3 separate regions of the Mus musculus genome follow, and regions 2 and 3 are each linked to region 1. A link is a loop called in an ENCODE intact Hi-C map of the cell type or tissue named here. Cell type or tissue: heart. All regions are shown on one strand.

Region 1 (8,000 bases):
CTGGGGCCCTTTCTCTTTCTGTTCCTTGTCCACCGTGAGACAAGCACACGGCTCTGTGTTCCTGCAGCCATGATGCTCCAAGAGAATTATGGGCCAAAACCTCTAAATTCACGAGACAAAACAAATAATTCTTCCCTTTATGTTATCCTCTCAGTATTCTGGTCACAGCTCATGTGAAACTAACCACACCCCAGACTCAATCTACTTATAAATGCAATTACCAAGTATTCAAAAAATGCTTTTATGTTCTGTAAATAAACTGAGAGGCAATACCCCACCCCTCCTTGTTTTTTTAGGATGTCTATTAGTATTATACATAGAAAAATGCTAACAGCCTTCTTAAAAATAGGACTATCCCCGCGGCTCTTGTGAGTCACCCCGGGCCCAGCGGGCTCACTCTGAAGCACTTACATTATTATTATGCAGGTACTCAATGGCGCGAAGGATCTGGAAGAGGTACTTTCTCAGCCGCTTACTCTCTAGTCCGTGACAGTAGTGCTGCAGCTCATCTAAGACCGTGTGGTCAATAAACTCAAATACCAAATGAATTTTCTTCTTTTGTCTAAAAACTTCAATCAAATTGACCAGGTTTTCATGCCGAAATTGCTATTGACAAAAGAAACAAGAATTTAAATAAAGTTGTAAATCAAACAAACACCTATATACTTTTGAAATGAAACAAACGTGGTTTCAGTTTCTTTTCTTTCAACAGAAGCTCTCAACTGGCTTGGCACATTCTTAATGTGTAAAAATGACTGTAAGTGATTTCTTGCTCTCTGTAGAAAAAGGTGAGACATGTTGCCATCTGGTTGCTTATTAAAATAATTTACAACTAGTGTACCACAATTCGGTAAGAAATGTCCTGCCATCTCTAATTTGGTTTGTACGTAACACATGACATTTAAAAGGAATTATTGAGTTGGGCACGGTGGCATAGGCTTTTAATCCCAGCACCTGAGAGGCAGAGGCAGGACAATCTCCATGAATCCAGCGCCAACCTGGTGGACATAGGAGTTTCAGGGTAGGCAGAGCTACACTGTGAGACTGTCTAAAACAAAACAAAACAAAACAAAACAAAACAAAAGAAAACAAAACAAAACAAAACAAAACAAGGAGTTGGGGATTTGGCTCAGTGGTAGAGTGCTTGCCTAGCAAGCCCAAGGCCCTGGGCTCAGTCCTCAGCTCTAGGGAATAAAAGAAAAAAGAAATAAACTCAAAACAAAACAAAAAACTAATAAATAAAATAAAATGCACCTTGTTTTATGTTGGTTATTTTTGTAGTTGTTTTTATTTTGATTTTTAGAGACAAGGGCTTGCTATGTATCCCACCTAGCCCAGAATTCACTACCTTTCTGTTTCAGCCTCTGGAGTGCTGGAGTTTCAAATATGAGCCACCACATTAATGTACAGTTGTTTGTTTTCTGGAAATTGAACATGGGATCTTCTCACATGCTGAGCTGAGCTAGACCTAGCCACTAAGGCCCTCATGTACTCACATGAGCATGGGCTTTCACATTCTTTTGTGTGAGTGTTGGTTTGCAGGTGTATACGCATACCATGTATATGCCTGACATCTCCAGAGATCAGAAGAGGGTGATGCTAGTTCTCCTGGAACTGGATTTAAGGATGGTTGTGAACCACCATGTGGGTGCTGGGAAACAAACCTGGAACTTCTGCAAGAACAAGGGCTCTAAGCACTGAACCATCTCTCCAAGCATGGACTTCAATATTGTTAAGATGTGCTTTAGTTTTACACAACTTATTCTCTAATTTTGGTCTTAAATCCTGAGGATAAACCATAAGTTCTAGGCATCATTTATGAATCTACTTGATAATAGAGTATCAAAATGTTTCAAATATCTGCAAATATGTGAAATGACATAGAAATGACATAAATATACAAGTATTTATGGTATTTTTATTCATTATCTATTCTACAATCTACTAAACAAAAAACACCCTTTGTTTCAGCTACTTGGGAAGCTAAAACAGGAAAATGAATCTGACGCCAGCCTGGGCAACACAGCGAGACCCTCATTTCATACAATCAAAAATTAATTTTAAAAACAAAAAAATCTGGGCTGGAGATATGGTTCAGTGATAAAGAACACTTGCTGCCCTTGTAGGGGACCTGAAATCAGTTTCCAGCACTCATACTAGGTGCCTCTGGGGAATTCAGTATTGTCTCCTGGCTTCCTGTCTGCTCTGCATGTATGTCTGTGCACATGTGCATTCCTGGTGCCCAGCCTTGGAACTGGAGTTACAAATGGTTGTGAGCTACCATTTGGGTGCTGGGAATAGCATCCAGGTCTCCTGCAAGAACACGTGTTCCTAACATGCAAGCCATAGCCAGGCATAAAGGCGGTGGTGGCGCACGCCTTTAATTCCAGCACTTGGGAGGCAGAGGCAGGCGGATATCTGAGTTCGAGCCAGCCTGGTCTACAGAGTGAGTTCCAGGACAGCCAGGGCTATACAGAGAAACCCTGTCTCAAAACAAAAACACAAACACAAACAAACAAACAACGCCCAAGCCATATCTCCAGCCCTTGGTCTTTAAAGACAAAACAGCTGAGGCAGTAGAGAGCCAGGGGTGGTAACACTCCAGTCCAGAGATTGTGAGGCGGAGCTCTGAGTTTGAGGCAAGCCTGGTCAACAAAATGAGTTTCCAGGACAGTCAGGGATACACAGAGAAACAGCAGAAACGTTCATTTTAAATGTACTAGATAAATCTTTAAAACAGTGTACTTCATTATCTTTTTTGCTATTACTAGACAACATTTCCATAAATATTCTCACTGCTCTATTGGTTGTTTAATGAGATTCTAAAATTTAGTTAAAATTGAGTTCTTTGGACAATCATTTTAGGTTAAGAATATTAACAAGTGTAAGAAACCTCTCACTAGACTATGTTAAATTGAATAGTAGTGGTGGCGGCACATGCCTGAACCCCAGAACTCCAGAAGCTGAGGCAGAATGAGGAAGAGTTTGATCTAGCCTGGGCTACACAGTGAGTTTAAGGCTAGTCTAGACTATGCAGTAACACTTTGTGTAAAGAAAAGGAAGGGGCCTGGAGAGACGAAGCAGCAGCTAAGAGCACTGGCTGCTCTTCCAGAGGACTCTGGCTTTTTTACATTTATTGGCTATTCTGTGTGTGAAATCCACTATTTTACTTGCATGGATGTCCATACACCAGGTTCATGTCTGATGCCCAGGGAAGTCGGAAGAGAAAATCAGATTTCACCCTATCTATGGGTTCTAGGAATCAAATCCAGGTGCAGACTAGCCTTAAACTCACTGTGTGTTGTGAAAGAGCAACAAATGCTCTTAACTCTAAGTCAATGCTCTAGTCCCTAGGGCTCTGGTCTAAACCAGGCTCACAGCCATCTGCAGCTCTAGTTCCAGGGAATGAGACATCTTCTGTCCTCTTCTGTCCTCCGTGGGCACTCATGAACATGGTACAAAGACATACATGCAGGCAAAGCACCCACACACATAAAGTGAAATTATTTTAAGTTTAAAACTCTTTTAAAGGAAGAAAGGTAGGGAGAGACGGGAAGCAGCTGAGCCAGGCCAGTCAGTCAGAGGAGTTTAAATTGTCTTGCTAATGGTGTCACATGGCTTTAATCCCAGCACTCAAGAGGCAGAGGCAGGTAGATTTCTCTCTGTAAATTAGTAGTCTGTTCTACAAAAGAAGTTCCAAGGCAGCTAGGGCTACATAGTGAGACTCTCTCTTATAAAACAAACAACAACAAAGGAAATAAAGTGTCTTAAAATAATTTGCATATGTCAGACATGGCAAATATGTGCATTTGAGGGCAGCCTAGTCTACATAGCAAATTCCAAAACATCCAGGGATACATAGTGAGACCCTGTCTCAAGTTATTTGTGTGCATTTATAACAATAAAATGTTTTCAGGCTTATCTCAGGGTTCCTGTCACTCTCGGTTACTTTTTTCTTTTTTTTAAAGATTTATTTATTATTATAACTAGTTGCACTGTAGCTGTCTTGAGATGCACCAGAAGAGGGCATCAGAACTCATTCCGGGTGGTTGTGAGCCACCATGTGGTTGCTGGAATTTGAACTCAGGACCTTCGGAAGAGCAGTCAGTGCTTTTACCCGCTGAGCCATCTCACCAGCCCCTCATGGTTACTTTTATAAACATTATTATGCAGGGGCTGGAACTGTTACTCAGCTGGTAGAGTGCTATCTAGCATGCACAAAGCATGGGGTTCGATCCCTAGCACCACATAAAACTGGGTGGCTCAAGGGGTACAGGCACTTGCTGTCAAGCCCGTCACCCTGAGTTCAGTCCGTGAGAGCCTTCCAATTTTAGCAAGCTACCCTTTGTCCTCTACCTGTGTGCTGTTGATGTGTATGAACACACACAATAAATGTATTTTAAAAATTAAGACATAGCAGGCATGGTGCTGCACGTAATCTCACTGCTAGAGAGGTGGAGGCAGGATACCCAGTTTACCTAGACTCTGGTCTCAAGGCAAGAAACCTTAATGCCCCTAGATTCCAGTGACTAGAAAATTTGTATTTGGAGGCTTCTTCCCCTTAGTTCCAGTCTCTAGCTATGGACTCCTCTAGGCTACTAATTATCTCCTAATTCTATTTCTCACTTAAGGAGCACAAATGACCCGACAGTGCTGATTCATTTCATAAGGCAGGGACTGATGTCTCTCATAGTACAAAATTACCTTTATTAGCTTTTAATCTTTCCTTCATACAGTCTAGAATAGAGCAGTTCTGACTGTCTACAGGTGCTAGTATAGTGTTCTAGTTAGAAGCAAATTGACTTATATTATCTAATAGAGATTAAAAAGGAAAATGCTTCTTTTGTACCAGATGAAGATGGCAGGAATAGCTATGATCTTCATCACATATAAAACACCTAGACTTCAGTCTCAAGGTAAGAAACTAATGTCCCTACATTCCAGGGACTAGAAAATTATATTTTATTAGCAGTGGTCTGTAGAATGTATTAGGTTGAAAACTAAGGGGGTCTGGTAAGAACCTAACTCAGGAATGCTGCTAGTATCATGAGGCCATTTTTTAGAATTCAGCAGTGTAAACAGATACAAAGTTAAAATGATAGACTGCAGATAACATAGGAGAGAGTGTAGAAGCAAATAGAAAAGAGTCGGGTTTTGTTTGGTTTGTTTCAGTCTCTAGCTCTGGACTCTCCTAGGAACGTGCATGTTCTTTTGACTGCCTCAGCTCTTTGGTCTGGTAGACCCAGCACCCCTGCAGTGCCTGGAGCTCCCCGATACGATACTGTTGCTGCTTGTAAAAGCTTAATAGCCTTCAGTTACAGATCCCTGTCACCTCCAAGTCAACATTTCCACAACTGAGCTAGTTCTCAACCTCTCTTCCAACTCACATCAACTGCAGTGTTCTCTGGACTTCAGGGCATCTCTGACTCTTTAACGGCCTCATGATACTAGCAAGCCCCCAAACCAAGTTTTGACTTCTTAGACTAAAACACTTTCTGTTTCCAATTTACTACACTTTAATCACACTTCTTTCTAATTCTATACAGGAAACTCATAGAGCAAGTATCTGCTCTTCTTCTTCCCATTCTTGCTGTCCTGTTTTAGTCTTTCTGACCTTACTGCTGTTCCCCTAACCTGGAAGTATCTCCATCCTATCCCACTGCTGTACATCATTCAAGGACAAGTACATACCCTATTTTCTGTTTAAAACAAAACAAAACAAACCAACCAAACAAACAAAATCCTTCCCCATCAAACGGGAATTGGTGGGATTTAATATTAACCATTAAATAAACAACAAATGAACAAAAAAGCCTGTGTGGGTATGTGATTGTATGCACATGCCTGCAGGTGTCTCTGGAAACCAGAAGTAGGTACAGGATCCCTGGGAGCTGGAGTTACAGGCAGTTGTGAACCTGCTGATGTGGGGTGCTAGGAAATGACTCTAGTCTAGGAAGTGCTTTTAACCACAGAGCCATCTCTCTGGCTCAGCGTGAACCACTCTTATTCAGGGTTATTTTACTATACCCTCCTGCATAGTTATGCCACTAAGGAACATTTTTTTTTTCTTCAAGACAGGTTTTCTTTGTTTAACAGCCTTGGCTGTCCTAGAACTCACTCTGCAGACCAAGCTGGCCTTAATCTCAGAGATCTACCTGTCTCTGACTCTCCAGTACTGGAATTAAAGGTTTGCACCCCAATACCTGGCAAAAAAAATTTTTTTTCCTTCTTCCTACTCTCATCGTTTTCCACAATCCCTTGTACAAAGCAGACATCCTTACTAAGTATTATACTTGAATAGTTTTGAATGATTTTACAATACTAGCATAATTGTTATACACAAGCACACAATCTTATATCAATAAAAAAGTACAGATTGTAGACAATGAGGGTTTCTCTATGACAGGTCTTAGTTTATCTGTTAATGGAAACATTCTTTCATATATTTTATTTTTATCCCATAACAATTTCTCTTTTGACTTAAATAATCAAGGAAAAAGAAGATGGGTGTTTCAATGTAGGCCTGTAAATCTTAGCCCTGGAAAAAAATAAAGCATTTCAAGACAGCCTGGGCTGCATAGCAAGATAGGTCCCAATGGGAAAACAAGAAAAAATATATATAATAAAAGGCAAAAGAAGCAAACCTTTAGAAACTTTATTTCTCTCGTTGCAATTTTGTTGACAGATTTTTCTGGTTTCTCATAGAAAATCTTAATGGCCACTATTCGCCCAGTGTCCTTATGTTTGCATTTCATGACCGTTCCATAACTTCCCTCTCCCACTTTTCCAAGGGTTTCATACATCTCCATTTTCAAGCCTGGCTTCTACTTCACAGAAATAAAGAAAGAAAACGTTAAACGTTCACACTTTCAATTATACAAGCTCTATAATGCTTAGAGATAATCCCCTACTTTCGGATATAAGAACAAAAACTAGGAGTGCCGGCTACAGCAGAGCCTGCTCGAGGGAACTCTTAAATTGTCTAAGAAGCTCCAACTTTCACCAGAACGCAGGATGTCCTTCATTAATCTAGCATTTTGTGTAGACCGGGATTGAGAAATAAAAGAGGTCTGATATGCGTTTAACTCAGGCATCCTTTTAGAATACGGGATTTACAATTTGAGGTCCCCTTTCAGGAACAATGGAAGCCAAACTAAAAAGTCCCGCTAACAACACTGCGGGTCCCTTGTTAGGAGCCACGGTCCACCAAGCGTGGGGACTCCCACCTCAGCACTAGTCACCCATACGTCCTGCCCTCTCCTCAAACACGCAGTCTGTGCAGCCCCAACCCGAGTGGCCCGTCTCGCCGCGCTGTCGACCTCGTCCTGAGAACCACCGCCGCCTCAGCCCATCCTGTAGTCCCGCCGGCCCGGCTGCGTGCAAGTCCCAGCCGGCCCGGGACACCACACCTCCTCTCCTGGCCGACCTTGCCGGCTCGGGGCAGCCGGACGCCCTGGCAACGGGGTGAGGGCGGGGCACTGCCGCGTTCCGAGCACAGTACGCAAGACTGGAAATTGCTGAGGTCCTGACCCGGAAGGGAAAGTGACACGAAGCGGAAGATAGACCCAAGGGGAAGGGGGAGGGACGTAGGAGGCCCGCGTGCTTGCAGGTGGGGGTGGGGGTGGGGGGTGGGGATGAGGGAGAGCGGGGCATTTTATAGCAGAATGAACGCCTGGAGGCTTTCGCCCGGCAAGAGAGCGTTTTGTCACCTGGGTGGTTACTGGTCCCTTACTTGTGCCCGGTTCTAGGAGGTTGACGGAGATAATTGGATCTACGGAACACTTATGGGGCTACAGTTTGCCAGTGCTTCGTTACTATTCCATGCAACCGATTTCGACCTCAAAGTCGACATAATCCTTAAACCGGGGACAAGATCGTTTTTGGATAGAGGGCTTAGCTCGGTAGTAAGCCACATACTCAGCGTTCACTACTCCTCTGACTTATTTCTAACACCATTTCTGTACACATTTTCAGTTTCCCAATTACTACTGCTTTCTACC
Region 2 (8,000 bases), 400 kb after region 1:
GCATGAATCCTAAGATCCTTCTAGGGGTTGTCGGGGTGCCTGGCTGAATCAACTTGAGTTATCTGGGCTGGAGAGATGGCTCAGTGATTAGAAGTACATACTGCCTGCCAAGTGGGTAACTGCCTGTAACCTCAGCTTCTCAAAACACAAATCAAAAGATCATTTTATGTGTATGAATGCGTGTTGCATTCATACCTGGTGCTACCAGAGGGCGGAAGAGAGCAGCAGATTCCTTGGAATTAGATGTTTTAAAGCCACTAGGTAGATGCTGGCAACCAAATCCAGGTCCTCTGTAAGAGCAGCAAGTGCTTTTAACTGATAAGCTCTCTCTCTAGCTCCCTAAGGATAAACCTGAAGTCAGCTATGGTGGCACAAACCTTTTGTCCCAGAACCAGGGAGGCAAAGGCTTATACCTTTGAGACTATCCTGGTCTACATAGCAAGTCCCAGGCCACCCAGGAATACATAGAGAGTCCCACCACCACCCTGCAAAAATCTTTCCATCTCCCTCTTGTTTTCAAGACGGAGTTTTTCCTGTGTAGCCCTGGCTCTCCTGGAACTCACTCTGTAGACCAGGCTGGCCTTGAACTCAGAAATCAGCCTACCTCTGCCTCTGAAGTGCTGGGATTAAAGGCGTGCGCTACCACGCCCAGCTTATTTTTTTATTTATTTATATTTACATATATACAGAAATATGTACATATATTGAGAAATATATATGTACATACATAGAAATATATGTACATATTTCTATACATATTATATATATATATATATATATATATATATATATATATACACTATATATACACTATATACACTATATATATATATATTTCTATTGGGAGCTGAGGAGATGGTTCAATGATTACTGGCATTTGTTGTTCTTCCAGAAGACCCAAGTTCACTGCCCAGCACCCGTATGGTGACTAACAACCATCTGTTTCAGCAGTTCGGACACCTTTCGCTGCACACACTAACATGTAAGCAAAACAAGTCATGTGTAGATAAAATAAAAAAAGTCTTAAAAAGTTTAATTTTCCATTGTTTTAAATTATGTTTATGTGAGTATGTACAGAATTTAAGCCCTCAGAGGTTAGATGCTTAGGATCCCTTAGAGCTGGTGTTAAATATAGTTATCAGCCACAAAATGTGGGTGCTGGGAACCAACCAAGTCCTCTGGAACAGCAGCAAGTACTCTCATCCCCGGAGCCATCTCTCATGCTCTACAAAACATGCTTTTTAGGGACCAATAATTGCAGTGTCCATTTTTTTTAAAGATTTATTTATTTATTATATGTAAGTACACTGTAGCTGTCTTCAGACACACCAGAAGAGGGAGTCAGATCTTGTTACGGATGGTTGTGAGCCACCATGTGGTTGCTGGGATTTGAACTTCTGACCTTCGGAAGAGCAGTCGGGTGCTCTTACCCACTGAGGCATCTCTCCTGCATGTATGCCTAAAGACCAGAAGACGGCACCAGATTTCATTAAAGATGGTTATAAGCCACCATGTGGTTGCTGGGAATTGAACTCTAGACCTCTGGAAGAGCAGTCAGTGCTCTTAACCTCTGAACCATCTCTCCAGCCCCCCATTTTTTTTTTCTTAAAAATTTATTTATTATTATACACTTGTCTTCTGACACACCAGAAGAGGGCATCGGATCTCATTACAGATGTTTGTGAGCCACCATGTGGTTGCTGGGATTTGAACTCAGGACCGTCAGAAGAACAGTCAGTGCTCTTAACCACTGAGCCATCTCACCAGTCCCCTGCAGTGTCTATTTTTATGAGCTGTGAAACACTTCCCCAAAGATATCGTCAAAATTCATGTCATTGAAAGTATTTCTGGGCAGTGGTGATGCATGCCTTTAATCCCAGCAATTGAGAGGCAGGTGGATTTCTGAGTTCGAGGCCAGCCTGGTCTACAGAGTGAGTTCCAGGACAGCCAGGGCTACACAGAGAAACCCTGTCTCGAAAAACCAAAAACCAAACCAAACCAAAAAACAAAGAGCTGTGCTAATGAATCCTTGTAGGTAAGAAAATGTGTGCCCCCCAGGTCTGTCTGGAGGCTGCTCTTTGTGCGCACTTGCACCTGTGCATCCAGTGTCTGTGTGTGGAGGGGAGAGGGCAAGACTGGGCGTCTCCCCCAGTGTGCCCCACCTTATCTTTTTCCTGTTTGTTTGCTTTTGGTGGTTCAGCAAAGGGCAAATCAACTGAATTTTGTTCTCAGCACCTTTGCCAACTTATCTTTTGAGACAAAGTCTTCCACTGAGTGTGGTGTTCCCCCATTCATTGGTTGGCTAGAGGCTGGCCAGTGAGCTCTGGGGACCTGCCTGTCTCCACTCTCACCACTGTAGGGACAGAGATAAGTGTTGCCATGTTCAACTTTTTTTATTTTTATTTTATGTGCACGAGTGTTTACTCTGCATATATATTATGCACCACATATGTTCTTGGCACCCAAGGAAGTCAGAAAAAAGGCATCAGATCCCCTGGAACTGGAGTTACAGATGGTTGGGAAATTGAAAGTGATCCTCTGTAAGAGCAATTCATGCTCTTAACAGCTGAGCCATTTCTCCAGCCCCAACATACTCAAAACACACCCAGCTGCTGCCACCCTATCTCCTTTTTCTCCTTTTCTTTCTCCTCCTCTTCCTCTTCTTCCTCCTCCTGCTCCTCACCTCCTCTTCTTCTGAGACAAGGTCTTGCTGTGTAATCCTAGCTGGTCTGGAATTTGCTTCTGTTGATTAGAGAGCTCCATCTGCCTCTGCTTCCCAAGTGCTGTGATTCTGAAAGTCCTACACCAGCACACCCACTGGACTTCACACTCAGCTGTTTTACAAAGGTCCTGGGATGTGTACTCTGGTCCTCATGTTTTCTCTTTACTGACTGAGCTAGCTGCCTAGATTCTGTATTCTTAAATGATTTGAGCCTCATTTCCTGAGTTGTCATCATTGTTTGGGTGGCTTTTCTCATCAACTCTTGTGGCCATAACTCTGGTCCTCATTGCTGTTGGGGGAAGACTAGGGTGGTAATAGAGGAAAATGGTTGTATGTGAGAGGCTTCCTAGCAAGTCAGTGATAGCTAATCTTGTCAGACTGATTGGACAGAGACTTGCCTAGGAAATTAAGGACAATCTGGGCATGAGATACACAGTGAGACCCAGTCCAAACATAAATAAATAAATAAATAAATAAATAAATAAATAAATAAATAAATAAATAAAATCTCTGTGACTTTGAGGTCAGCCCGTACTATAGAATGAGTTCCAGGACAACCAGGACTACACAGAGACGTCCTGTCTTGAAAAACACTCACTTTCTCACCTTTCAGTGCTCAGGAGTCAGAGACACACTGATCTCTGTAAATTTAAAGCCAGCCTTTCCCTACATAGTGAATTCCAGGACAGCCAGGGATGTGTAGAAAGACCTTGTCTCAAAAATAAAATAAAAGCAGGGTGTGATGGCGCACGCCTTTAATCCCAGCACTCGGGAGGCAGAGGCAGGCAGATTTCTAAGTTCGAGGCCAGCCTGGTCTACAGAGTGAGTTCCAGGACAGCCAAGGCTACACAGAGAAACCCTGTCTCGAAAAACCAAAAAAAAAAAAAGTCAAGAGGCAAGAGGTTCTGGATCTGGAGAGGGTTCAGTGGGCCACGTGGGCACAAGCATGAGGACCTGAGTTCAGGACTCCAGTGCCCACAGCTGAACAGGGGAGCACAAATCTAACTTCAGCTTACTCCATCAATGTGGGAGGAGACAGAGAATCTCCAAAGCTTGTGAGACCATTTGCCTGGAGGCCAGCCTGGTCTACAAAGTGAGTTTCAGGACAGCCAGGGCTATACAGAGAAACCCTGTCTCAAAAAAAAAAATCTATATATATCTCTATCTATCTATCTATCTATCTATATCCATCCATCCATTGGATGACTCACACCTTTAATTCCAGCACTTAGAAGGCAGGCAGGCAGTTTTCTGTGACTTCAAGACCAGCCTAGGTCTAAAAATGAAGTTGTGGGCCAGCTAGTTTGTTTAAAGGAAAAAAAAATTATAAAGAACAAAATGGAAAGTGAAGATTGATACCTTGTCTGATTTACACACTCAGGGCATAGAACTTACACTCAACACAAACGTATGCACACATACACAGGAATCATGGCCTAACCCAGGCCTTTAAAGTTTTATGGTCAATGCTTAAAAGAAAACTACCCCTCTTTACCATAACCTCATTTAACAGGGCTATTTTTCCAAAAGCAAGTTGTCAGACTAGGCAGGGTGACACATGTCTGTAATCATATCCTGGGGCTACATGAAAAGACTCTTAATTTTTCCATTTAGGATCATCTAAAAATCAGTGAAATTAAGCTAGGCACAGTGGTGGTGCAGCACATAATTCCAGCACTGAGGGGGTGAAAATGGAGGGTCAAGAGTTCAAGGCCAGTCGGAGGATACCAGACTTGGTCTCAAAAAACACAAAACGGAACCAAAGGAAAGAAATAAAAATTAAAGGCAAAGCTAAACACTAATGCGATATTAAGTATCTATGGGTGTCAAGCAGACACTGGAAATACTACGGTCCAACGTTCACTGCGCCAGGCCTCCATGGATGGCCCCAGCTAGCTCACTGAAGAGGGCAGGAGCCCTGGCATCTCAGGATGCCGAGGTTTAGGAGCAGGCTGTGCTGAAGGCCTCCGATGACCGCAGCACTCCGTAGATTAGAGCACTCCAAGATTAGGCTCCTTTCTCCGGGCGACCTTGGATTTAGGGGACTTCCTCCGGCTCATTCTCCTCTTTTGGGAGGCCGGGGTTGCTAGTGTAGAATAGGATGTAGGGATAGGATGACAGACTGCCGTGTACCCCGGGCAGCTGGGGACATTGGACGTGCTCGCCCGGTGACCGGAACCGTAGACAGTTCTCCGACTCGCGCGCGTTCTAAAATGAGGACAAAGCCCGCCCGGATCTAGAGCGCGCGCGCAGAAGCAGCCAATAAGATGCTAGGACAATGGTGAGTGGCGGTTCGCTTTGCCCAATGAGAGTATCCGTTGTTACGAGGTGGTGCCCGGCTTCGGCATTATAAAGAGCTCCACGAGTTGGCATTGTCAGGCGGTGGCACCGCGCGGGACGGAGTTAAGGTCTTCTTTATCGGCAGTGTACGGCGGCGGCCGAGCGGAGCGATAGTCAGTGGCTGCGGACGAGCCCTCGGGGGTGCGAGCGTGACCGCGGCCAAGCCCGCGCGTCGCCTTCTGCGGCGAGTAGGGCCTCGCGGCGTCATCGGCGGCGAGGTGAGCGGCCCGGCCGCGGGCGGTGGGCGGGAGCTCGGGGAGCGCCGCGGGGCCTGACGCGCTGTCGCCGCTCGTTGCAGTAGCCGCTGCGGCCTGGCCGACCATGTCGGACGCGGCTGAGGAGCAGCCCATGGAGACGACGGGCGCCACCGAGAACGGACACGAGGCCGCCCCCGAAGGCGAGGCCCCGGTCGAGCCCAGCGCGGCTGCCGCGGCCCCCGCGGCCTCGGCCGGGTCTGGGGGCGGGACCACGACCGCACCGAGCGGGAACCAGAACGGCGCGGAGGGCGACCAGATCAACGCCAGCAAGAACGAGGAGGACGCGGGGTAGGTGCGGCCGCGGGCCGCCGCCTTTGTTCTGGGGCCGTCTTTTGTTGGCGCCACGCGGCGGGGGGAGGGGCGGGCGGCCCGCGGAGCTGTGCCTGCCTGGCGCGCTTGCCGCCTGGCCCGGGCGCGGTTACGCGCCTCGGAGTTTGCAGGAGTTTGCGGGGTCGACTGTGAGGCCGATCTGGGCCGCTCGCGCGGTGCTTGGGCTACTTCGGGCCTCGGGGCGGGCGGCCCCGGAAGAGGAAAAGCGGCGGATCGCGAATCGGGCCGCGAGGGCTGCGTCTCTGCTGCGTAGGCGGAGTTGGCGCGCAGCGGGCCGGGCCTAGCCTGCCGCGAGTCGAGGGGCGGAGTTCCAGCCTGAACCCTGGGGCGGTCTTGGCACCGGGAAACCCAGAGTTCCTTGGGGCAGGTACTTGGGAGGCCGTGAGCTCAAGTAGATTCATGAGTGCAGGGCACGCTGATTTTAAACTCGTGAGGGGTCATGGGTCACATTCTTGTCCCGTATGTACCGTGTGTGGCTGTACAGTCTCGTTCAGCTGTGAGTTCCAGTTGAGTCGAGATTGCAGAGCGACGCAAGGGTTAACTTGAAAGGGGGCACCATCTCAGACTGGTCCATGGGACTGTGGCTCCATAAGCCCTTCCCCAGCCAGGAAAAGTGTCAGAATTCTTTTACAGCTTCTAAGGTTTGTGGTCTTGTCTCTCACTTGCAGAAAAATGTTCGTTGGTGGTCTGAGCTGGGATACCAGCAAAAAAGACTTAAAGGATTATTTTACTAAGTTTGGAGAGGTTGTTGACTGTACAATAAAAATGGATCCCAACACTGGACGATCAAGAGGGTTTGGGTTTATTCTCTTCAAAGATTCTTCTAGTGTGGAAAAGGTAAGCTGGGTATTTGACAGCAATCTACTAGGATTCTGAATCCTAAGGAACTCAGGCATTGCAGTGTTGAGGTGATTGCCACGAGTGAGCTTAGAGTCGTTTTGAGGGATAGTACAGATTGAGTGATTCTGGGCGATTGCAATTCTACTATAAAAAGCTTACTGAGAAGCCTGCAGGAGGGTAGGGAGCTGGGCAGGAACTAGAGAGCTGCCTTTTCAGCCTTCCTTTACTAACTCTATTGTGCCAATTCATGGGCTTGGTGTTAAATGCTGCACTGTAGGGATTAAAGTCTGAGATTGCTATGAGGATAGGTGTGATTTTTTTTTTTTTTTTTTTGCTTTTGTTGTTATTTAAATCCAAGTACATAGGGATGGCATCCTAAATCTCAGAGAAAGTGAAGGTGCATGCCTTTATAGGGTAGAGAGGATTTCAGCACTAGATGTGCTCTTTGTCACTGCTGCTTTGTCTTAAGTTGGGACTACTGTTCAGGACTGGGATACAGGTGTTCAAATGATCATCTATCTGTATGGGAGGTTTGGAAGAACATAGGGCTGGGAACTCCGTCTGGCTTAGCTCCAGAGAGAATTGAGCCCATTTGGTATGTACTTGTGTTTAGACCCTGACACATTTCTGTTTTACACAGGTCTTAGATCAGAAGGAGCACAGGCTGGATGGTCGTGTCATTGACCCTAAAAAGGCTATGGCTATGAAGAAGGACCCTGTGAAGAAAATCTTTGTGGGAGGTCTAAACCCTGAAGCCACAGAGGAAAAGATCAGAGAATACTTCGGCCAGTTTGGGGAGGTGAGGGTGGCTTGTTTCTTCTTGGTCTTTGTTGGTCTTGCCTGGATGCAGTATTAGTGGGGTGTTCTGACCTTTCAGTATTGTTTTGGGTATCAGTTTAAACCTGGGCTTTTGTATGTTTTTACAGATTGAGGCCATTGAGCTTCCAATAGATCCCAAGTTGAACAAAAGACGGGGTTTTGTTTTTATTACATTTAAAGAGGAAGATCCTGTGAAGAAAGTTCTGGAGAAGAAATTTCATACTGTCAGTGGAAGCAAGGTAAGGTGTCAAAACTGTCACCTGCTTTTGGCTCTTGGAGGCATAGATTACATTAGACTACCTGTGAGATCCTTCTAGGTCAGTAAGACCTTAGGTTTCTCTACAGCACACAATGCTGATTGAAATAGATGGATGGTCTGGCCCTTAAATGCTGGACTGGAAACAGCTGGCTCTTCAGGAGGACTCTGGTCCTTCTCTAACACCCACAAGAGGCTCACAACCACCTGTATTACAACCTAGAACCACGCACTTTTCAACGGACCTGATGCTCTTTGGTGGCTTCTGTAGGCACCATATACTATACTTACAAGGACCATTAATAAAAATGAAAACAGCAGGTGTATAGGAGGCAAAGAGGAAGCCTGGTTTCTGTGAATAGAGCTGTTGACTAGATGCTTCAGTGTTAGAGGTTATGAGACTTGCAGTGGTCTTTTTTTGTTTCTGTGTAGCCCT
Region 3 (8,000 bases), 390 kb after region 1:
CCTCCAAGCCAATACTGAATATTCCCACATGGCCTATGAGGGTATCCCTGTAGGCAGGGCAGTACCTCTGTTATATAAAGTCTCTGACACCCTTCACACATGTTCAAATATTCACCTCTGTTATATAAGTCTCTGACACCCTTTACACGTGTTCAAATATTCTTAGCATACAGACGATCCCCATCTTACAGGAAGGAAGCCTGCCAGCCATGTGCTATGTACTTTAGTCCTAGCTGAGATGCCATCTCAAAAAGAAAAACAAGCCACCCAGACCTAAGAATTCCAACACCTGAGATAATTCCTCAAACAGCCTCCCTAGGGCCAAGATGGGAATGGGGCAGGGTGGGCATGCGCTTCTCACCGTCTTAGAGGGGATGTAGACGTAGGGCAAGTTCTGGTCCTCGCACAGAACTGGAAGATGGCAGTACACCTCAATCGGCAATGTATCTCCTGCCAAAACCATGATCCTGCAACAAGAGAAGGCACCATCAGTTCTCCTTTGCTCCGTCTCTTTCCCTTTCAGTTCTAAGAGCTATCTCCAGCCTGGCTGTGAGGGCAGAGTCCAAGAAAATGCCCCACCCCAACCAAGGACCCCCACACTAGCCTTCAACTTCTGAAAGGAGTACAAAGTCATGTTTGGCAAATGCATTCCTCTGGGGACATGGTCTCTACTTGACAGCATGTAAATGCCACCGAATGTGACTAGAGGTGAAGTGCTGGGACAGATGAGGTACAGGAGAAATACCACGAAATAGGAACTCGGCTCTCCTTAGAGTCAGTTATGTTCCAACCAGGAGATGACCCTTGAACAGAGACTTGAGTGCCATGATGATTCCAGAATGGCAGGTGTGGGGACAGAATAAGGCCAAGGGTGGTACTGAAGGGCTGGTTGCCTTCTGCAATAGATAACTAGTGTGTGTGTGTGTGGTGGGGGGGGGGTGTCAGAGAACAAAGCTGAGAGGACTGGCAGGGATCACACCTAAGTGTTTGAGTAACACACAGACTCTGTCCCAAGAGAAAGCTTGCCAGGGCCCTCAACCATGGCTGAGAGCTGTCAGTGTACCAGACCCAGAAGTCCTGAAGATCTGCCCGGTGTAAGGGTGGTAGACATCTGTTTGCATACTCCGTTCCCTTTGGCACAAGGCTGGTCCTTTCCACTTGTTCCTTTGCTGTCCTTCTTTGTGGTCCCTTTCTCCTTGCCTTCCTGACCTATCATGGTGCCAGGGGCCACCTGAAGCTACCAGCCCCCATCTGCCCTACCAAAACATCTGCCTGTAGAATAGCTAAGCAGAGCATGTCCAAGGCATTTTCCATGTCAACTCAGGACGCCTCAGAGGGTAAAGACACTCACTGCCAAGCCTGGCCACCTGAGTTCAATCCCAGGGGCCTGAATGGCAGAAGAGAATCAGCTCTCCAAGTTGTCCGCTGGTGTTCACATGGGTACCAGATGCACATGTGTCCATACACATGCAAGTAGGCACCCACACGTAATAAAAGGTATCTAAAAACCACACTTCAGATGTTTTCACACAAACCTGGCTTTCCTCCACTGTCTGTCTGCAGTCACACACTACAGCCCAAACTAGCATGCAAAGTCATTATATGTCACCGTCTCTCAAATCCCTCAGCTGTAGCTCCTGCCCATCACCTGCCTTGGGCCATAACAGCTTACTAAGTCTGACTTGCCTCTCCTAATTCTTCCCTCGATGTCACGCCTCAGCTTGCACTCTGTTCTGAGAACACTAAACCTACCTTAGAAAGCCCACGAGGGGGAAAAAGAAAACAACAACAACAACAACAACAAACAAAACCGGGCATGGTGGGGCACGCCTTTAATTCCAACACTCCGGAGGCAGAGGCAGGCGGATTTCTGAGTTTGAGGCCAGCCTGGTCTACAAAATGAGTTCCAGGACAGACAGGGCTACACAGAGAAATCCTGTCTCAAAAAAAAAAAAAAAAGAAAGCCCAGGAGGGCTGGAGAGCCGGCATACGGGGATGCATAGCCATTTCTGGGGGTGCATGGCCATTTCTAACTCCAGTCCAAGGAGACCTTACACCTTGCCTTCTGGTTGCCAAGGGCACCAGTGATGCACCAACATATACACGCAGGCAAAACAGTCATACACTTAAAAGGAGTAACCACTTACATTGTGTAAGTGCCACTACACTGCCCTGTCCAAGAGCCTACTCTTCTCAGGATTCCACCCCCTCACCCCAAATAAACCTTCATTCATTCATTCTCTTCCTTTGTTGTTTTGAGACAGGGTCTCTATACATAGTCATGGCTGAAAACTTAAGAGATCTGCCTCTGATGGGATTAAAGGCCTATCACTGGCTTATCATTTTCTCCTTTTGGGAGTTTTGTTTGTTTTGAGACCTGTCCATAGACCACGACGGCCTTGAACTAGCTATACTTCGGAAGCTAGCCCGCATTCTCCCCTGCCCTACTTGGGAAAATGTCTCTCTACATATAGCACGTTGCCTAGAGCCTGAAAAAGTTGTGCCGTTCTACAGAGTGAATGATCAGGACTCTAGTTTACACGGGCTGGATTCCTATTCTCTTCCCTGTCATTTACTGGGAGTTCCATTTACTGGTAGTGAAGGGAGTTGACTGCTAGACTGGTTGGTCAACTTCACCTTTATTGAGTAGGTGGAATTTCTTCTTAACCAGTTAATAAGCCAAACTTAGTGCCGTAGTACTTGTGTACCGTGCACAAGGCCCTAGGTTCAATCCCCGGCACTGGAATATAAAAATAAAAACCACACAAAACTTAAAAACCAGAGGAAGCCGGGTTCTTACCCTTTCTCGCCCTTGTTGACAAATTTCTGAACCTCCTTCACCCCGCGACGAATCTGCTTCTGCTTCACAGCTACAAAGAGAGAGAAGCGTGAGCCGACACCTCGCTCACGAGGCTCGACCCCGGGCCGCCCAAGTCACCGGTCCCGGACCGCGATCGCCACGCGCCCGCCTCACCCTTCTTGATGCACTTGTAGAGCTTGCGCGTCAGGCGGCGGGAAGCCAGGGGCTGCGCGATGGGGTTCAGATTGACCAGCAGCTCTTTGTACGTGCGCTCCTCGCTGCAGCCCTCCGCCTGCGCCTCGGACTCTTCGGGAGCGGCCTTTACTTTGGTCATCTTAGCAACTACAACTCCGTCCCGGCATAGAGGAACCACGCGGCCGCCGCCTCCGACATCACTTCCGGGTTTTCAAGTGGCTCTACCCTGTGACCAATTGGGAAACTAAATATTCTACACCGACCAATCTCTAAGTAGATCTCTAGGGGCGGGATTTTGGATATGGGGGCGGAGTTAAAGGTCAATCTAAGCACGGGATTTGGATTTTCACCGCGGGAATCCCAGGGAGGCCGAATTTAGAACCGGGTTTCCAGAGGGAAAGGGGCGGGGCCTGGGGCCGAGAGGTGGGGCCCAAAGGGAAAGAGGCGGAGCCCAAAGGGAAAGAGGCGGGGCCCGGAGAGATTGAAGAGCGGGTGGAAGGAAAATACACAACGGGATTGTGTCCCCTGAGCTCCTTGTGACCTGCCTTGTGACCTGCTGCTGCTGGTTAGGTAAAGCCTGGCGCACCTGAAAGTTTTTTCATATTTTCTTTTCCCCCTCCTAGATCCTGTTGCACAAACTATAAACCGCACACCTTTGATCCCAGCAGTGGGGAGGCAGGGGCAGGTGGATCAGGTCAGCCTGGTCTACATAGTGACTTCCGCTGGGCAGTAAGGTCAGCCTGGTCTACATAGTGACTTCCGCTGGGCAGTAGTGGTGCATACCTTTACTCTCAGCATTTGGGAGGCAGAGGCAGGAGGAACTCTGAATTCAAGGCTAGCCTGTTCTACAGATCGAGTTTCAGGACAGCCAGGATTACACAGAAACAGTCTCCAAAAAAAAAAAAAAAAAAAACCGCAAAGAAAAAAGAAAAAAAAGAGGCCGGGCAGTGGTGGCGCATGCCTTTAATCCCAGCACTTGGGAGGCAAAGGCAGGTGGATTTATGAGTTCAAAGCCAGCCTGGTCTACAGAGTGAGTTCCAGGACAGCCAGGGCTATACAGAGAAACCCTGTCTTGAATAAAAACCAAAAAACAAAAACCAACCCCCCCCAAACAAACAAAAAAACACAAACAAACAAACAAAAAAACCCACTCCAGTTCCAGGGGATCTGAAATGTCTAATCTGCAAGGGCCTCAGGAGTGCATGTGCTGCACAGATGTGCTTTCAGGCAACACACTCACACACAGGAAATAAATCAATCAAAAGTTCTTAAATGTTAAAAGCAAATCTGAAAAACCAGAAAGGTAGGAAGGAAGGTGACATGTGCTGGATGAAGAGTCCAGCTAGCTAATGAGAACCCTGGAGCAACAGGAAACGGGGACCTCAGCTCTGTGACGTAGAGGGACTGAAGCTGGTAAGGGTGAATATGAAGGAGGATCCTGAGTGCCAGATGCCAAAAATCAGGCCCACATTTAGATCTGTGTTTTGTGAAGGACACAGAACTTACCTATCCCTGATTGACAACTATGAGACCTGTGAGATAGTTGAGTATGATTTCCAGCCACTAAAAGCCATCACTTGGACAGCAGCAAGAGGACCAGGATATGTCAGATTGGGATACATTCTCTGAATTGCCAAGAAAGACAGAACCAGGGAAGGCTGTTGGAGGAAGGAGCACTGGGTAGCCTAGTAAAGATTGAAATCATCTCTCTTTTTTAGGTTGTAGGGAGGCCTGGATGTGTCTCAGTAAGCGATTACTAAATGGTGGGGAAATCAAGTATTTAAACAGCAAATGCTTAATATTTGCCAGCTGATTTGAATCTGAGGGAGACCTAGTTTAGAGAGACAGAGAGGGTGACTTCTGAGACTCACCTGTCTTCTGATGTTAGGTCTGCACATACCCATACATTATGACAGGGGTTAGGAGGATACCTATATATTATGACAGGGGAGAAAGGTGGCTCCTCCACTGCCCAAGCTTTGATGGTCCCAGCCTTCCATCTTCCCCAGAACTTTCGAGGTGGTGGTGGAGGAGGAGGAGGTCTGGCAGCTTCTGTCCTAATCTACTACCTTTGTTATATCGCCACCTTCTGGAAAGCCCTGAAGTTACCGCTAGCTGTGGCTGGCATCTCCCTGTTTGCAGGGTGGACTCAATCAACGGTGGGTTTTGTTTTCTGTGTGGCATTAGTTACCTGAGGCCCACCTTAATCCAAAAGTACTAAATAGAAATTCCATAGATATATGGTTAAGAAGGTTTAAATATGACAGAAGCCATTTAGAAAAGGCAAGCAAGGGCTGGCGAGATGGCTCAGTGGTTAAGAGCTCCGACTGCTCTTCCGAAGGTCCCGAGTTCAGATCCCAGCAACCACATGGTGGCTCACAACCATCCGTAACAAAATCTGATGCCCTCTTCTGAAGTATCTGAGGACAGCTACAGTGTACTTACATATAATAAATAAATAAATCAAAAAGAAAAGGCAAGCAAATGAGTTTCCTGGAGATGGCTCACCATTCTGCACGGCTGAGATGGCCAGAGAGGCACAGCCCCAGTTGCTTCTTGCTGCCGATATGACTTTTCTGTCACTATTACATCGCTTAATGATTCCTGGGTATTAGCCCACCCTTTTGCTCAAATTTCCTACAGATCAACATGAAGGTGAACTTTCATGAATTAATGCTATTTAGAGGAATTAATGACTTTATAGAGTTGTTGATTTGATTCAAATCATTTTAGGAAGAAAGTTTAAGGAGATGGCTTTAATTGTTTTGCCAGAAAGGTGTAATAAAGTTAGAATCAAGAGTAAAATGTGAAGCCGGGCGTGGTGGCACACGCCTTTAATCCCAGCTCTCAGGAGGCAGAGGCAGGTGGATTTCTGAGTTCAAGGCCAGCCTGGTCTACAGAGTGAGTTCCAGGACAGCCAGAGGTATACAGAGAAACACTGTCTCAAAAAACCAAAATGCCCCCTCCTCATTGAGTAGTAAGTAAAGGCTGCATAATAAGGAATACAGTGAGCTTGCATAAGTTTCACTAAGAAGAGAAATATAGGCTTGGGTCAGATTTCTGATCAAGGAAAAACACTGATTATAGGTCAGGTCCAAGGATGAAGCCACAGGGGTGCACTATGATAAAGCAAGACCATGTGACACTGTTGCTTTAAACTCATAATGAGCTTATGGAATGAAGCACTGCTTTGAACTATCGACATCCTTCTGTAACTCCCCTTTTATGTAACATTTCATCTTTGAGGTAATTTTATAAAGAACTTTTGTCTAAGGAGGTATAAATTGCCAGAGAGAAGGAATAAACTGTGGTTTGAGGGGCTCTGCTTCCTCCACCAAATGTATATATGTATATATGTATATATGTCTGTCTATATGTCTGTATAATATGTATATGTGTATTGTATACATATGTTTGTAGGTATATGTGAACAGACACCATGATCAAGACAACTCTTTTTTTTTTTTTTAATGGTTTTCGAGATAGGGTTTCTCTGTGTAGCCCTGGCTGTCCTGGAACTCACTTTGTAGGCCAGGCTGGCCTCGAACTCAGAAATCCGCCTGCCTCTGCCTCCCGAGTGCTGGGATTAAAGGCGTGCGCCACCATGCCCCGCAGTAAATCTTTAGAAAAAAAAAAAATTAAGATGGGGTTGAGCTGGGTCAGTAGGCTGCTTGCTTGCATGGACAAAGCTCTGGGTTCAAGTCCCAGAAAAAAAAAAAAAAAAACAAAGCTGGATATGGTGACTTGCACCTGTAATCCTAAAACAGGAGGATCTGGCTTCATTCTTGGCCACATAAGAAGGTGGTAAAGTAACAGTGTTTTATTTTGCTGGGTAAACCAGGTCCCGCCTTCCTAGTAGAGAAGCAGTCTGACTAGTTCCCCAGAAGGGTGTAGACACAGAAAGAGGCTTCAGTCAGCCTCCAGAATTCAAGAAGCAGGAGATAGGGTCTGGCAGTTTTCTTGGGTTGACTGGAGACTGAGCGTCCACTGACCGACACCCCAAATCTCCCCACTTTCTTGCACCCTGTCCCTGCCACTTGTTGTGCTTGGGAGCGCTGGCTTGCTCGGTGACTGTGCAGAGGTGAGCAAACCCGCTTTGGTTTTCCCTCCGCTGTGCAGGGAGGAGGGACAGACAGTAGGTTGTCCTCTCCCCGCCTCTTCCGGTTTCTGGGCTGGGTGGTGGAAGGGCGGAACTGGTGTTGTTCCTGGACTCTGGCTTTCACGCCGCTAAGGGACGAGGACCCAGAAGCCTCGAGGGTATGATCAGAGCAAAAAGACTGCTCTGGTGCAGCTGGGGGGGACAACGGCCAGGGAGGCTGCTGTCTTTACTTATTTGGCCTCCCTTTTGTCCCCTTTGCTGAGTTTACCAAAGAGAAGGTTGGACTTTATTTTTGAAACGGAGTATCTCTTTCTCTTTTAAAGATTTATGTTTGTCAGGCCCAGAGGAACTCCAATTCTCCAAACTCTAAAAGGCAAAAGGCAGTCCGAATATTCAGGAATGAGCTCAACCTGCGGATTCCTGGCAGTTAGATAAAAGCAAGCATTCGTCAAGAACTTGTGAAACCGGTTCTCATTTGCCAAAAAGGAATCATTTCCTTTACGTGTGCCAGAAGGGTCAGAAGGCTGCATGGGAGAGCACATGTTGTGCAGGCTGGCCTTCAGACTCCCTTGGTATCACAAGCACTTGTTACATTTCAAAGTACACTGTAGCTGTCTTCAGACATACCAGAAGAGGCCATTAGATCCCATTACAGGTGGTTTTGAGCCACCGTGTGGTTGCTGGGAACTGAACTCAGGACCTCTGGAAGAGCAGTAGCAGTCTCTTCGAGAGAATTTGTGCTCTTAACCACGGAGCTATTTCCTTTAGCCCAAGAAATGAATCATCTCTTTTACTCTTCTGTAGTTACAAGAAGCTGGCATCAGGGGACTAGGAGACACCTTGGCGCTGGGTGGCAAGGCATCCAGGGGTGCTCCAGCTGGGGTATCGTGGTTGGTTTCCTCCCTT

The links. Hi-C counts contacts between places; a loop is a spot of excess contacts. Peaks named below come from ENCODE experiments on the same cell type or tissue, not always from the same donor. Only the 100,000 strongest peaks of a DNase experiment are listed, where the experiment ranks them.
Region 2: it touches region 1 in a loop (2.7-fold over the local background); 4 of 42 quality-filtered maps call a loop at or near these places.
Region 3: a loop joins it to region 1, with 2.3 times the contacts of the local background. A loop is called at or near these places in 3 of 42 quality-filtered maps.

What each region holds. Positions count from the first base shown.
Region 1 is chr11:52,003,737-52,011,736 of GRCm38, reverse strand. Cdkl3 (cyclin-dependent kinase-like 3) reads right to left here and starts at 7,516. Exons shown (of 14, transcript NM_001166654.1): 1 at 7,227-7,516; 2 at 6,645-6,824; 3 at 412-606. The coding sequence starts at 6,809. It also overlaps a transcript of Ube2b not described here. In heart, a CTCF peak has its summit at 4,012 (motif pointing right); a DNase peak (open chromatin) is centred at 7,536; H3K4me3 peaks cover 1,571 bases; H3K27ac peaks cover 1,459 bases.
Region 2 is chr11:51,603,947-51,611,946 of GRCm38, reverse strand. It overlaps Hnrnpab (heterogeneous nuclear ribonucleoprotein A/B), which reads left to right and starts at 5,066. Exons shown (of 8, transcript NM_001048061.1): 1 at 5,066-5,280; 2 at 5,361-5,607; 3 at 6,318-6,486; 4 at 7,130-7,288; 5 at 7,416-7,547. The coding sequence starts at 5,384. In heart, no CTCF peak of the experiment used is centred here; DNase peaks (open chromatin) are centred at 4,996 and 5,906; H3K4me3 peaks cover 3,386 bases; H3K27ac peaks cover 2,292 bases.
Region 3 is chr11:51,614,952-51,622,951 of GRCm38, reverse strand. It overlaps Nhp2 (NHP2 ribonucleoprotein), which reads right to left and starts at 3,179. Exons shown (of 4, transcript NM_026631.4): 1 at 2,975-3,179; 2 at 2,801-2,870; 3 at 362-467. The coding sequence starts at 3,134. In heart, CTCF peaks have their summits at 3,249, 5,089 (motif pointing left) and 7,126; DNase peaks (open chromatin) are centred at 3,301, 5,041 and 7,161; H3K4me3 peaks cover 3,310 bases; H3K27ac peaks cover 2,967 bases.